Regions from separate parts of the Mus musculus genome. Here region 2 is linked to region 1. The links are chromatin loops, found by intact Hi-C in ENCODE. Cell type or tissue: heart. All regions are shown on one strand. Links, peaks and the distances in the headings refer to the core of each region. The heading gives the core; the rest is flanking DNA.

Evidence for each region. Peaks named below come from ENCODE experiments on the same cell type or tissue, not always from the same donor. Only the 100,000 strongest peaks of a DNase experiment are listed, where the experiment ranks them.
Region 2: it touches region 1 in a loop (7-fold over the local background); 6 of 42 quality-filtered maps call a loop at or near these places.

The regions. Positions count from the first base shown.
Region 1 is chr5:54,254,091-54,261,697 of GRCm38, forward strand. No RefSeq gene overlaps it. Among named protein-coding and RNA genes, the nearest start is that of Gm10440, 92 kb to the right of the region's middle. In heart, for the core only: a CTCF peak has its summit at 4,178 (motif pointing right); no DNase peak of the experiment used is centred there; H3K27ac peaks cover 488 bases.
Region 2 is chr5:54,793,197-54,800,803 of GRCm38, forward strand. No RefSeq gene overlaps it. Among named protein-coding and RNA genes, the nearest start is that of Gm24235, 30 kb to the right of the region's middle. In heart, for the core only: a CTCF peak has its summit at 3,818 (motif pointing right); no DNase peak of the experiment used is centred there.

The sequences.
Region 1 (7,607 bases), core at 1,249-6,248:
GGAATGAATCCCTGTTAAAATGAGAAAGAGACCATCTCTTATCGCGCCTGCTAGGGTCAGGGAAAGGGCACTTCCACTCTCTGCCTTACGAGGTTTTCCCTCAGGGTCCCATCTGCCTCATCAAATTCTGCCTCTGCCTCGCTGATACCAGCCCCCTGGGAGTTGTTCTCAAAATCCAAAATCAATAACCAGAGCTGTCAATCACTTTCGGCTTCCTCTATTCTGAGGTGCTGCTTTCTTGACTAGGGATTTCGTTAGAGGCCCGGAGCTGTGTTTTCACAGCAACAAACTTAGTTCTCAGTGAAGTTTGCTAATTCTCACGATTAATTGCCTCATTAATGAAGGAGATTCGCACAGGATATATGCTTTTAGCTGGGTTGCCAGATAATTTTGAAAGGGTTTAATGTCAATAAAACTTTCAACATTGCCATTAGCTTAGTCAAGCAAGTATTTAACATGCCCCACTTGAGCAATCGCTGTTCTGGGAGGTTACCTCAAATCTGAGTACAAGAAATATGACATAAGACTGCAGAAGTTGTTAAGTAAGGCTGGTGGCAGTAGGGCAGTTGCACGGAAAATGAACTCCAAGTGCGAATTTGATCATTTTCAATTTGTTGTACTATGGGGAGTTAATGTGCCATCCACCTTACTAAACACTTGGTTCTCAGTCAAAAGCTCTGTACTAGAAGCCACCACGTGCTGTAGGGCTCCGTCTATCCTTGGTGCCTTAGAACCTTTGAGCACCTTTTCTATCCTCATTGGCCTCTTCTGCAGGCCCTCATGTGGCTCTGACTGGATTCTAGATGTGGGCTACCATGTTCGGTGCCACGAACAGTTCTTGTCATATAAATGTTAGTTATGTATGTGATTGTGTGTGGGTGTGCGTGTGTGCGCGCATGCACACATGTGTGTATATGTTTCATACTGTCTCCCTACATAGCTCTTGCTGTCCTAGAACTCACTATGTAGATTGTAGAGCGAGCTGGCCTTACTGGCCTTGAATTCAGAGAATTACGTCTGCCTCTGCCATCTGAGTGCTGGGATTAAAAGCACGCACCTCCATGTCTGGCCCCATGTATGTGACTGTTAAACAAATGACTCTCTAATTATAGCAAGGGTTATAATAATGATTATTAACACTTAGAATAGTTTGCCAAATGCTACCTTCCAGAAACAAACAACATCGGCATCAGTGAATATCATTTCTGATATTTTCCTTTGGATTCTTTAATAAAGTCATATACAACTGTTGGGGAAAAGTAGCTAAAGTGTGATTAAAGCATAATGAAAGAACAGGGTTAAGTGTATGTATGGCATACTACCACTTAAAGTCAGAATGTACAAATTTAGCTCTAAGTGGACTTGATGACAGAGGAAAATGAGAAAAATTAAGTGGCGCTTTAACTGTAAGAATCATGATCTCCACAAAGACTCCACCACGGTCTTACTATAAAACACTAAGTCACTGAAGGAACTACCATTTATTTTTAAAATTTTCTTCTTTTTTTTTTTCCTCCTGAGATAGTCTCTCTGTCTAGCCCTGGCTGTCCTGGAACTTGATCTGTAGACCAGGATAGCCTCATACTTAGAGATTTGCCTGCCTCTACTTTCCAAAGTGCTGGACTTAAAGGCATGGGCCAGTGTGGTCCAGAAATTGTTTACACTGAAGGTCTCTTAGTGGTCCTGCTTTCAGAAGTGGCCAAGAACAGGAGGGAAGGGAGGACACCCAGCTGTCTGAGATAACTTTCCATTTACACACAGAACTAAACAGACAAGTTCAGTTATATTGCTGTTAAATGTTGGCAGCATGGGATAGGAGAGATGAGTAGTAGGGGGGTTGTTAAGAAATAAGGCTCCCTAAAACTGTGTGCCACAGAGGGGAATTGTTATGCTTAAACCCAAGAGGAATTAGAAGATCAGTGGCAGTTTGTCAAGGATGGAGAAAAGATGGTCTGGGGAGTGGGTGTGGAGGAGTGTTTGGCAACTGGGGTGAAGGAGTTGCTCTTCCCCCCACAGGGATCCCCCATCGCCTCCAGTATGGCAGGGAAGAGGCAGCTTGTATCCCCAAGAGCAGGTCTGAGACTACTAGATGCTCCAGGTAGGGGGACAGAGGTGGCTCACAAAGACTTGCTCCCCAAGGGGTTACCAGTATTGCCTCCTAGTTTTTCTGCCAGTGTCCAGTGGTCCTTGACCTCTTCATAGCACTTTGCTTATAATTCATGCATGATTTCCAGTATCCTCATCCTGATGGCATCCTTGGAGCTGCATAGAGCATTAGGTGTCTAGCAGCCCCAGACCTGCTCTTGGGGGATACAAATTATCAAGTGCCTAGAAGATGAGCACCAGGGCTCCTCTTCTTGTTCTCTTTGGTCTCTAACTTGTACCATAGAGAGCACAGCTGCAGCCCTTGTCTGCCAGCATCTTGGCTGAGGTGATGTAATGGTCCTCTGCAATCTGGCCTGGGTATCTTACCAGGATCTTCCTGCTCTCCTCCAGGATGTTGTTCCTGTTTTGAGAGAGAACAGCATGACCTTCTTGAGTGCCTTCACTTCTGGCTTTGAGGGCTGCCACACCTTTATATTCTTGAAGTCTTGGATGACACCATCAGAAGTAGCCATACTAGAGGCCTTGTTTCCAGAAGAGAAAGAGAGACAGGGACATCTGTAGAAGAACCAGGCCAACAGATGTAGCTGCTGACAGGATCTGACTATAGTACCATTTAAATTATATTTATTTTTTATTTTTTTAGGTTAAAATATAGCTACATCATTTCCCACTTCTCTTCCCTATTCTCCAAACCCTCCCATCTGCTTCTCTCTGCTCTTTTAAATTCATGGCCTTTCCCCCCATTAATTGTTATTCAACATATGTATATTCACATATATATTTCTAAATACATGATTATGATTTGTATAATATTGCTTGTATATACAGTACTATTTATTTTGAAACTATATTTGGATTTTGTGCCATTGCCATTAAAGCTTCTGTTTGTTGTTTGTTTGTTTTTCTTTTCTCTTACCTTTGTATTCTGTATCCTCTAGGATTTGTTGGTTACATAGTGCCCAATTTCAAGGTTCATTCCTGCCTGGTGTGTAACTTCCAAATGTTCACATTCAAATGAAGTCAGTATTCATCCTCTCTAATGAGCTCTTTCATTCCACAGGCTTAAGTTTTGATTAAGCTTAGATAATATGATTGGCACTTATGCTGTTCTGGGTGTTACAAGGAAGTCCCATCAACGAAGGGGCTTAGACCACAAAACTTCACTTTTCAGAGACCCACAGTCTGGGAAGGTCAGGTTCAAGGCACCTGTTCATTTAGTAACCAGAGGGAGTCCACGTCCTCATCTGTGGGCTTGGTTTCCCAATGTAATGCCTCCTTTCAGGAGGTCCTAGCTGAAGCCTCTACTGTAAGTACGTTATTGCCACTCTCGGGGGCCATAACCTTCTGACCTAATTACCTCCCAATACTCCATTCCCCAGATATTCTCCCCCCTGGGCATTGCTTTTCTTTTCTTATTTTTTGTGTTTTTTAAATGTAATTTTATCTATAATTCATTTTTATACTTCATATTCCATTCCCCATACCTTCCTATTCATCTTCTGACTGCTCCACATTCCACACCTCCTCCCCACACCCCTGTCTCCACATGGATGTCCCACCCCCCACCCCCTACCCCACCTGACTTCTAAACTCCATGGGACTTCCAGTTTCTTTAGGGTTAGGTGCGTCATCTCTGAAAGAACACAGACCTGGAAGTCCTCTACTGTATGTGTGTTGGGGGCCTCATATCAGCTGATGAATGCTGTCTGTTTGGTGATCCAGTGTTTGAGGCCCAAAGTGGGATCCAGCTCAAGGGGAAGTCCCAAGGCCTGACACTGTTACTGAGGCTATGGAGCGCTCACAAAAAGGAACCTATCAGGACGGCCCTTCAAAAGACCCAAGAAGCAGCTGAAAGAGTCAGATGCAGTTATTTGCACCTAACCAATGGACAGAAGCAGCTGACCCCTCCTGTTGAATTAGGGAAGATTGAAAGAAGCTGAGGAGAAGGGCAATTCAGTAGGAGGACCAGCAGTCTTAAATAATCTGGGGATTACTTTTCAACAAGTAGATTTTCAGGGGACACATACCATGGTACTGGATTTCATTGGCAAAGGATGTTTCTCCATGAGGACCAGAGGGTGGCACTGTAGCACTTCTGTTAAGAGAGTGTCTCCAGCCAACTGGGCCCAGCTCAAAGCTTCCCCATTTCTCAGTTGTATGACCTTGGGCAAGTTGCTTTTGCACTATTGTTTCCTTATTTGAAAACTACAGTTAATAAAAGGGCGACTCCATGGGATTGTGTATGGATTAAATAAGATAATCCAGGCTCTTCAAACTGGTTGGCAGACAGTAAGTCTAGCCAGTTAACTCTGGTTAAGAAAGGTCTGCTCCCAGTGTTGCCTGCTCTCCTACAGTGCTTACCAGTAGAGACCAACAGATAAAAGACTTCCCCTTCTGGAGTCCTCATCCTAGCATTACACAAACACTGTTGTTTTCATGGCTAATCCCCTCCAAAGGGGATATAGGAGCTCAAATACCATACTCTTTTAGATTTCTAGACACAAAAGTGAATGGTGATGGGCCAGAAAGTCTCAGGGAGCCCCAGGAGCCTGGGCCAGCTGCTGGGGACCTACTCTGAACTGATTCTCTGTAACAGTTCCCCAGTGAGGAGAAGTCCAGAACAGCTGTCTCCCACAGATTCATTTCCAAAGTCGAGTGTGTTTTGCCTTAATACTGATATCCCTCCCGCGAAGGTGCGTGCTGTTAGCTCGGATGTTGGTCACATTTTGATAATCCTTTAACCTTTATTTATTTTACACACCCCATGGTGTAGCTGAACACCACTGGCTGCTGAGAAATCTACCAGAGACCAGATGAATCTTCTCTGGGGGCACTCCTCAATGAAATTCTCCATCAGTCACAGAGGAGTTAAGTTCATCGAGCCCAGAGGGTATCTTTCAAGTTTGGCTTGTAGGCAAATGCAGCATTTTTCATGTAAATAGTAAAAAATGCCCCAATTTTGGTAACTCTGATGAAGTGTCCTGTCCTCCCACCCCCTTTTGATTTATTTATTTCCCCACTACATGCCTTTTGATATAAGTAGCTTGAGATGACCTGTTTCTATAGCAGGAGTAAAGAGGTGAGAGAATGTAGAAGAAAACAGCATAAAGGATTTCCAACATTTCACAGTTGAATTCCTCAGCCTTTTTACCCATGTAATTTGACATTTTCTATTTAATTTAATTTGTATTTTTAAGGTCTTTTTTATTCCCTTAGGTTCTAATGTGAAGGTTATATAGGGGGGTTGATAAAGAATAAGTTAGGATGCTTTTTATATTCACATTAAAAAAATATCTAGTTCCCCAGGATCTGCATGGCATTGGCTCTAGGACCCCTGTGGATGCCAACACCTAAGAATGCTCAGGTCCCTTGTATGAATAGGAGAGGTTTGCGTGGAACTTATACTATCCTGCTGCATACTTTAAGTCATCTCTGGGTTACTTAATAGCTAATATAATATAAATGCCATGCAAATGGCATCATACTAATGTATGTTTAGAGTAATGGATAGCAAGAGAAAAATACACTGTACATTACAGATGTAATAAAAATATTTTCCAAATGTTGTAGGTGAGGAGGCAGGACATTGATAAAAAGGGAAAAACCATAGTATTGGATTCTTGAATAACTCCTGCTTGACTCTGGACTTCTTAAAGTGGTCTCTTTAATTCTAAAGAGGACAGTCTCATATTCTGACCTTATGAGTTTTAAAGCACACAGGTTGTTCTTCAACAAGAAAAGTGTTCGTGAACTCTGGGTTCTTGCTTATGAATATTATCTTGTTAGGTCTTCAAATCAAATGCCCAACCATGGGATGTAAAACAGGCAGGGAGTAGCCTGAGGATACTCAGAGCCCACTCTGTGGATTACCCTGAGTCAGCACCTTTTATACAAAGTCCTAAACAAGACGTTGCATGGAGGGTAATCAAATACTGATCAGGATGGTGGACTCTGGCTAGGTTCATTCCGGGATTCCCAGAAAATGGTGGCAAGTCACATTTTGTAGAGGCTTGAAAAGGCAAAGTCATTAGAAAAAGAAAGTCATATTTCCCTCCAGGTCCAATCATAAGAAAGCACACATATAATGTGTTTCCTGCCTATGTACCTTCCACCTACATATGATGAAGCATATTTGGAGCAGTTGGGTTAAACAATCTTGTTTAAGGAAGCAAAAGCATTCGGCTTGTTATCTCATATAAACAATAGCCTCCAGCATTTCAGAAAGTACTTCCTCCTTGGGCAAGGGGCTTACAGGTTAGAGGCATTTTTGTTTTACGAATCTCTTAGGCACAGTAATTAAAATGTAAAACATAACTTTAGCTCTCACAGAGCAACAATAATTCTTGCTCTGAGAGCTTGGCACATCTCAAGTAAACCCATGGAAGTTATAAACATGGCAGGCAATGAACAATGGGATCAGGAGACCCTTAGCTTGGACACTAGAAGCTATAATACAAAGCTACCAGTGTTGTCAAAGCTTAAAGCTCTGTTTAGTTTAGCACAAGTATAAATGCCACTCGAGTTTGTGGTCATTTTGTAGAGATCTAGCTATCTTTCCTGGAGTGTTTTTAATAGAAGAGCCCAGCCTTTCACTAATTGAATGTCACCAGCTACCTGATAATGTCAATGGAGCTGAATGTTATCATCTGAGAGTGACTTCTGGCTGCTGGGAAAGGCTGAGGGGAAGCCTGTGTGTATGAGTGCAACATGAAAGATGGTGATAATGTGGGCACAGAAGGCAGCCATGATTGATTGGCCATTAACAAGAATTTATAGCACTTCAATCTTTTTGCCTTGTGAAGCCTGCCTGAATGGGTCACTATAATGATTGAATTTCAACTCTGTTGAAAGATCAGCTAGACTTATCAACGAGGCTTTGATGTTAAATTGACCCTGGATTTGGAATTTCGAAGACTCAAGGAGATTGGGAAGCCAACTCTCCTCCCTGCCTGCTAAGTGACTTTGGATAAATGATGTCCAAACTTCCTTGGGCCTCATTTTCTCATCCCTGAAATGGATGGGATACTGGTTCTTTGGTTTGTGTTCAGTGGTCACATCACTTCTCTATCCCTCTTTGCCATCCTTCTCTATTTCCCAGGCCAGGGTTTTCTGAACCAGCACTTAACTGTGACTGACACTGAAATTCCACGTCTACTGACACCTTCTGACCATCATTTTCATAGCCATTTCCCAGTTGCTAACATCTGCTGAGGTGTGGAGTGTTTATTGGTGCCAGGAGTACCCCCCTCCCCTTATTTCCTCACACAAGCTGCTCTCTCTCTCTCCCTCCTTCTCTCTCTTTCTCTCTCATCTTTCTTTCCTTCATTTCTCCTCCTCTCCCAGCTCTCCCTTCCCTTGCCCCTCCCCTCCCCCTCCCTCTCCTCTTCCCTCTTTTCCTCCTTCTCCTTCCTGCTTTTCTTTTCTTTTTAGGAGTTGAGGACTGAATCCAGGGCTCTGTGCTTGCTAGGCACTGAGCTAAATCTCCAATCCCCCCCCCCCCC
Region 2 (7,607 bases), core at 1,662-6,661, 540 kb after region 1:
GCTTAGAAAATTTTAAGCTGAATTAGTAACTGGTGTATAATAATACCACATTATAAATAAGGGATGGCATCATCCAGAAAAGCTTTTCCCTTGCAAGTATTCATTTCTAACGTATCATTTTTGAATGATGATTTAAGTGCATATGTGTCAGGGGCATGCAGGCTCTTGTGCTCACAGTTAAGCACTACAAATGCTAAACACTCAAGGTTGTCTTTTCCAAGAGAGGGATATATAAGAAGGCTAGGAACAGTGTTGGTTAATAGCCTGGTGATCTTTGCACTATCTGTGTGGCCAGACCATACAGGATCCTCTGATGGCACAGTATTTGTAGCTATATTATTGATTTTTTATATATCTACCTCCCATCCAACCCTTATTCCACCCTAATCTTTTCCACCCCTTAACACCAAGTAAGAGAGAAAGAAGGTTAGAGGGGAAAGGGGCTAGAGACCTTCTTCAGCCAACAAAATATACTACTTCCTGCTGATTAGGGCATTGGGTTCCTCAGGCAGGTCCAATCTTCATAAGTGAAGACATATCCAACTTCTTTTCAAACTGCAACAACAGCAACAAGGAGCAGCAAGGGGGGCAGCAGCCTCCTTCTCTGAGTACTTTCTGGCTCCTCTCCCAGGCTATGACATTTGTACTCTCTGAGGAGTCCCCAGAATTGCAAACACAAACTATCAGCAGCTGGCAAAAAACAGACCCCTCCTAGAGCCAGAGACAATCATAGTTAGCAGCTGTGGACAAACTGAAGCCATCCCATACCCCACACCTGAGATTAAAACAAAAATATATTCACATAACAAAACTGTTTTTTTTTTGTTTGTTTTTTTATGAAACCAAACTTCTCACTATAATCCTCCTTATCTTGAGCTGGCTTGCCTCAGGCAGTCTACAGTGCCATCTTCTCCCATCCTGTTTTCTCAGTTCATCTATTGAATCCACCTTTGGAAGATGATACTTGCACTTAATGAAGGGCTTCTATGTCATGTTATCTTGAGCTTTGTTTTGCACACTGGATTGAGTTAATTATCACCAGAAAACCTTTTCTCAAATTATACTGTGCATAAATATAAATAAAATAATCTATTATAGGTCACAGTATGATAACTTGAACCAAAACCAGCTATTGAGTCTTGTTTAAGTGACCTGCCTTCTTGACTTGCCTTTATTGACACTCTACTGGCTGTGGCATATGCAGAGACACCTGCACTTATGCACAATCTTTAGCTATATTCATTTAGCTATATTCATTAAGAATAAAAATGCCTAAAAGCTGGCTCATGGGATAGTTTTTCAGTTAAGGCGTCTGCCTTACAAGTATAGTGTCTGGAATACATTTCCTGGGACCCACATATGTAGAATAAAAGTACCAATGCCATAAAATTCCCCTTTGGCATTATGCCAAAGCAAGAGGAACATACACAAATAAACATGCATGTGCATGCATATACACACTCATAATAAAGTAAAATATTAGAAAAATTCTAAGAAGCACACAGAGTATTTTGAGCATAGGATGAGATTTTTACCAGTACTGTGCAATGCAGAGCTTGAACTGAATGTCTTTAACATAGTGAAGGTTTTCTTAGGCTTATTAAGCTCTTTTCGTCCACTTCCATGATGAATATTTGTTGAACAGTCCCATTTGTCTGAAAGAAGAGAAAAACATGAAAGTGGTGTCATGATCTGAAGAAGCAAAGATGACAGACAGGTGCCATCGAGTTTAGACACAAGAATGAACAATGGCTCGGTGAAGTGGCTGGGGAGGAGGTGAGACTGCGAGTGTGATAGGAAAGGTCTGTACATGAGTATACCTACTGAGCCAACACCATTAACAGATGTACTGAAATTAAAAACATTTTCTACTCATACCATACTATTCCCCCAAATTTGTGGACATGAAAGTTGATTTTAGCTTACTTTTCTTACTTGTAAATACATCTGTTCAAACAAACAGATGAGAGGCATCATCAGGCTTTGGATACACTGCTGTGGATATATTTGAATAATATGTGGTGACTCAAAGGGTCATAGTGACTCTTATCCACATCCCTCCAGTTTCAACTCAACATCAGGTCTGAAAATGCAAACAGATATATCTGATCAGAAGGAATCAAGCTTGGGCATGCACAACTTATGCTTAATGTTTCCTTTGAAGAGATTCTTTCAGGATTTTTATTTTCCTTTTCTGCTAGATACTACCAAACTCATATCTTTGGATGAGAATGGTTACTTGGCAACAACACTTCTTCCCAAATCATAGCAAATCCTTTAAAGATGGCATGGTTGTGTAAATCGTAATCGGAAAAGAAATGAAGCAAGTTCCTATAGCATAGTTGGTTGTAAAGAAATACATGATACAATGTTGTTATTATCCACTGCATAGTCAGACTGTTAGACTAGAGTGGTCGACTGAGAGAGTTATGGTGACATATACAGCCAGTTGTAGTTGCACACATCACTGATTTTGGGAGTTTGAGTGAGGGGAAAGGGCTTAGAGATGTGATGATCAAGGGCTCACAGTGTACAGGAGTGATACAAATACTATAGTCATCTCTCTGTCAGCCCAGTCACAGCACAAGTATAAACTGTGTCCAGAGACATCAGGGGCATTTGCGTATAACAGTGCTTCTGCTTGCTTTCTGATGAAATCTAGTGCTGAGTGAACAGACTTACAGCTTTCCCAGACGTTTTACATAAATGTAGAGATGCTTCAGTCCTTTAATTAGCCTTTTTGCATTTTATTTAGGCTTCTCCATAGCTTGATATTAGACAAACATGTGTTCATCTTTCTAATCCTAAGGACAATGAAGGCAGAGCACCGCAGTTTATAGTATCTCTGGACAGGGCACTATGGGAAAGGGAATCGGTGTATTAGGAAGATGCTCATGGCTTGACAGTGCTATTTGATTACCAAGTAGAAAATCTGAAGTCCTAAAACTCAACTTCTGCCTTTCTGTCTAAATCAGCATTGCGGAACGAAATCCAAATGTCACATCTGTGTCTTTTCCCTTTCACTTGCCTCGTATTCTGCTCCTCAGAAATGCTTATTAGCCCTGCTTAAGTTTCACCAACTCCTCTCCTCACCACCTTCCCCACTCCTGGGCTAGGGGAAGCTGCAGTTATGTCTGACCTGAATTTCCACACACCTTCCTTCCTGCCTTCTCTCATAATTCACTCTCCCTATGTTTTATTTTTCCTCCACCGAGAGAGAGAGCAGCCTGATCGCAGAAATTCAATTCTCTTAGCATTCTCTAGCTCCAAACACGAGCAATGCAGGCACACGGAAGTAAAGGCTGGATGCTGCGAGCCTAGGCAATGCAGTGCATAACAAACAGCAAATATCCACTGCGGAATGGGTAGAATAAAGCTAATAGAACTTAGGAGTCTAGGGCTGTTCCTGAGGAGTTTAGAAATGTGGAATTCAGTGTGGGCACATCTACAGAAAGCTTCAGAGTGAACTAGTAGACTTCAAAAAAAATTATAGTTAAAAGTGGCAAAAGGGAAATGTATGTACTGCTGTTATATATTTTTTTTAAGTAGGGGAGAACTTCTCTGAATAAAAGATGGGATTATACAGTGTTTGGATTGTCTAGTGTGATTGAATAGTCTGTCAAGTATTATTGCCCTGGAGGAATTTTAGTTATTTTCACCAAAATTAACTGAAAGAAGAAGAATTCACACTCTGGAGCAGAAAACGAATCGTAAACCATAAACAAATCTTGCACATATTATTTGGTAATACAGTAAGAAAGACAAGACATAAACAGATGAAGCTGGCTTTGAGAAAGGTTGCCAACCTAATGAAGAACAGTAGATGGCGGTGGCGTGCTAGAAGACAACCGGGAGTCTATAGACAGGGGCCTAGAGGAGGTAGCTAGTGCAGCTGCATGCTTAAACAACACTGTTTTGTCTGAGGAACTGTAAATTGTATTCCTGATTCACATATCATTATTAATTCATTTTGTATTCATTATCATATGGCAAATTCATTTGGCAGTTATGCAGATGTCAGAGTGTGGGCACCTCCCGGAGTGAGCTATTCAGGCTCTGACCAGGCTGCCCGTGTACTGGCTTTGTGAAAATGTTGGCTGAAAAGATGAAACACTTTTTTAATATCAGGAGATTTGGACTGTAGATTGGAGCAGAGTCTGTCCAGCAAACACCTTTCAGTGTGTGAGTCTGTGCCTGCGGTCTGTACATGACTTCCTCCTGCATAGTTATCCCAGACTAAGTCTGACAGATGAAAATCTCCTAGTTTATAGAAGCTCTGGCTGAGATAAAAAATTAATAATCTTATTGCTGACCCAGCCAATAAGGGTAGGGCAGATGATCTTTTAATAATGCACTTCAGACGTCTGGTTTGCATATTCTGGTAGAGGAGAAAGGTAGTCTGACAGACAAGATGAGGGGGCCTTTGGATTGGTGCTTCTACTAACTAGCTGTGAGACTTAGGGAAAATCAATTAACCTTCCCAGGTCTCAGACACTAATCTATAAAATGAAGGGACTTCACGGTATCATCCCCAAAGTTTCCTCCAGTGCTAAAAATAACAAGGTTTCCTGATAGGGGAGAAAAAACACAGAGCTTTGAAACTCTAAGAGTTCTCTGTGACCTAGTTCAAATCAGAAGGGCTGTAAAGCTGGCCATGAATTATAAAATGTGTATCATCTGTGAGTAAGTGCACCTCAAGCAGTTGGATACAAGTGTGATTTATTGCGAGCGGCTGGTGCAGCAGCCTATGAAAGTGACAGCATTTGGTCCTGAGACTGTCTTGAAGTCTCAGAAATGACAGGAGAGAAACTTTAGGAGTGAGTTCTAACATCAGGACTGCTTTCTCCCAAATGAACACAATTTGACAAACGGTGTTTCGTGCTGTATCCTGTACTTCACAAATGTGTGAAGAGATGATCTAAACTGCAGCACCCTCAAGACTAAAGCAGATTCTGCTGTTTTCCAGTCATGTTAGAAACACAAGTGCTCCGAGAGCTACGTTAACTCTTTCAGGACAGCAGGTTTTCCTCTCTACTGCACTTCTGAGATGCTTTCGATGTTAGACACCTTTGATGAATGCAGGAAATTGCACTGGAAGAAAACCATATTTGCCTCTATGGAAAGAGACACAGTCTTTTATATAAAGTTCTTGGGCATTTGAATTTCTTTGTTGGATATGTCTCTATTGATATAATTTGGCTCTATTTTAATTGGAAATTGTTTTGGTTGTTGTTCCGGTGCCTTTTAGTTTCTTATTTTGGATAGATGATATATTCACACAGGTGTTGAAAGACTGGACACTAACCTAGAAAGATACGGAATGAAATATTGTTACAAAAGCAAACCCAAAACACATATGTTAATTTAAATGACCAATAATTGTGTCACTTCCTATTGGAAATTTGAAAAGCTGGACTTTATATAAGGGCTATACCTTTTAAGGTAGCTATTAGAAAGAGAGAGATGGTTGTTACAGATCTCAGGTTTCCATCTCTCTAGAAATGAGTTGATAAGTAGAGCCAGAAAGGAGTACTCTATCTCTCAGACATCAGTGTTGACACTCTGTGTTCAGTCAGCTAGGAAAAGAAGAAAGTTTCAGTGTTCCCACATGTCTCCAGGTAAAGTCAGCTCTTGATTACCTTCAAGTACTGGATCCACTGAGAAGAAACATTTGAGTGTTTCATTAGTGTGCTGAAAACTAGAAAAAAAAAAGCTTCTTCTAAAAACTTTAGCCAACACTACGTAGAACACTATAAGGAATTTTGAGAAGCTCTGAACAGATGCTAGATAAGTACAGATTCTGAAAGTTACCATATGCCTCTATGAAAGGTTCTGCTGAGAGCCATGTAGGGCATCTGGAAGGATTATAGAGGGCTCCTAAGATAAAACAAGACCAGGGAAGGTAAGTGGCTGGAAGACAAGCTCAGATAGTTTCTAGGTAAAGTACAGAAGTGTATGGAATGGCTTAAGAAGCTCAAAACCAGTGGTGTTTATTGAATATTAGTAAGTGTGGTATAATTAGAAAGATGCCAACAAAGGTTACATCATCGGCCATCTGGAGGGAAATGTAAGGGAGAATTTTGAGGGATTCAGTGAGAGAACAGCACATGGTTTTTTTTTATATAAGATAAATTGTGTTTTGAAATGTTTCTTACAGTTAATGTGTCGTTTGAAAAACATTGTTTAATGTGGAATAGAGTTTTCCTTAGCTTTGAAGGTAGGGAAATACAGTAAACTAATGGTTTCATTGTGGAATTTTGGAATGTTACAAATAAGTGTGGAAGAGATATGGAGATGCTCAAAATGGAAGCAGACAATTATACAAGTCTGAATTAATACAAGTCTGTCTGAAATTGTAGTAAATGTAAATTCTAACAAAACATAGTTATTTTCACATTTAATTTAAGTAATAAATTCAAGTCCACACTTTAAATGCTTATAGTATTTTAATTTAAAATTAAGGAAAACCTTAAGAAACTATAGTTTAGATTTTTAAACTTTTATTTATTTTTTATTTTCCTCTATTTGGAAATCCAAGGGAGTTGAACCACCTTAAAGCTGGAAAGATTTCAAATCTTTGACTCATATGCTTTGAATAAAAAAAGAAAAAAAGCACAGATTTTCATGGCACTGACATCATACAACACACATGACTCCATTTGCCAAAGTTAGTATAAGGGGATAATGTTTATAATGCAGTACTGTTGCAGGAAATATTAAAAACGAACCGCCAAGTTCCTGTATTCCATCCAGCTTCTCTCTGCCGGCCAGCTCTCCGGCAGAGCAGGGCCAGAGCTCCTGAGTTCCCTTCGCTGCCACGCCAGCTTCATGCAAGGACCAGCTACCCTGCGGTCAGCCGCCACAACACTCAGCAACCCAGTAGAAACAAAACTCTAGAAGCTGATAATTAACAAGTCAGATTTATATATCAATAAATTCCCAATTCACAAGATGTCCACACAATAATTTCAGGGCTAATTGATAGTGGTATAAGCTGTCCACTTAGATTAGACAAGTTATCCCAAATATTCTATCCTTTATGATATCATATCTACCTGTGGCTATTTAAAGCCATGCTGGTTCATGATCTTCTCCCTGTCTGTTAGCCTCCATCTTTGCTTCTCCTCTATCCCTTCCTCTCTACCCTCTCCAACCCTTAGCTCTGCCTCCCTTTTCCCTGTCCAATCACAGTCCTCCTGCTGCACTAATATTTAAATAGGTTGGGCAGGGAAAATCGGGCCATGCAGTATATTGTTCAACTGATTACTATTCATCAACAAAACCCAACCAAACAAAACCACAATAAAAGCCAGAGAGAAGAGTAAACTGCCATCCTTACTTCTTCTCACAATCTTGATCTGTCTTTTCAAGTTCCATGTCTGAGACTTAGGATCTTAAGGTCTTTTACCTAATACATTAGTTCATTTTGGTTACAGAGATAACAGACGGCAAGAAGAGGACCCATCACTGCACCACAAGGTCTGCCGCTCAGTGATACTGCCTGAGATATTTTAGTTCACTGAAGGATTTTTAAAGTTGCTTGACTGGTACCCACTATTTTCTTTTCTTTTGTTCATATTTTCAAGTGTCTCCTTCTTGCCTAGCAA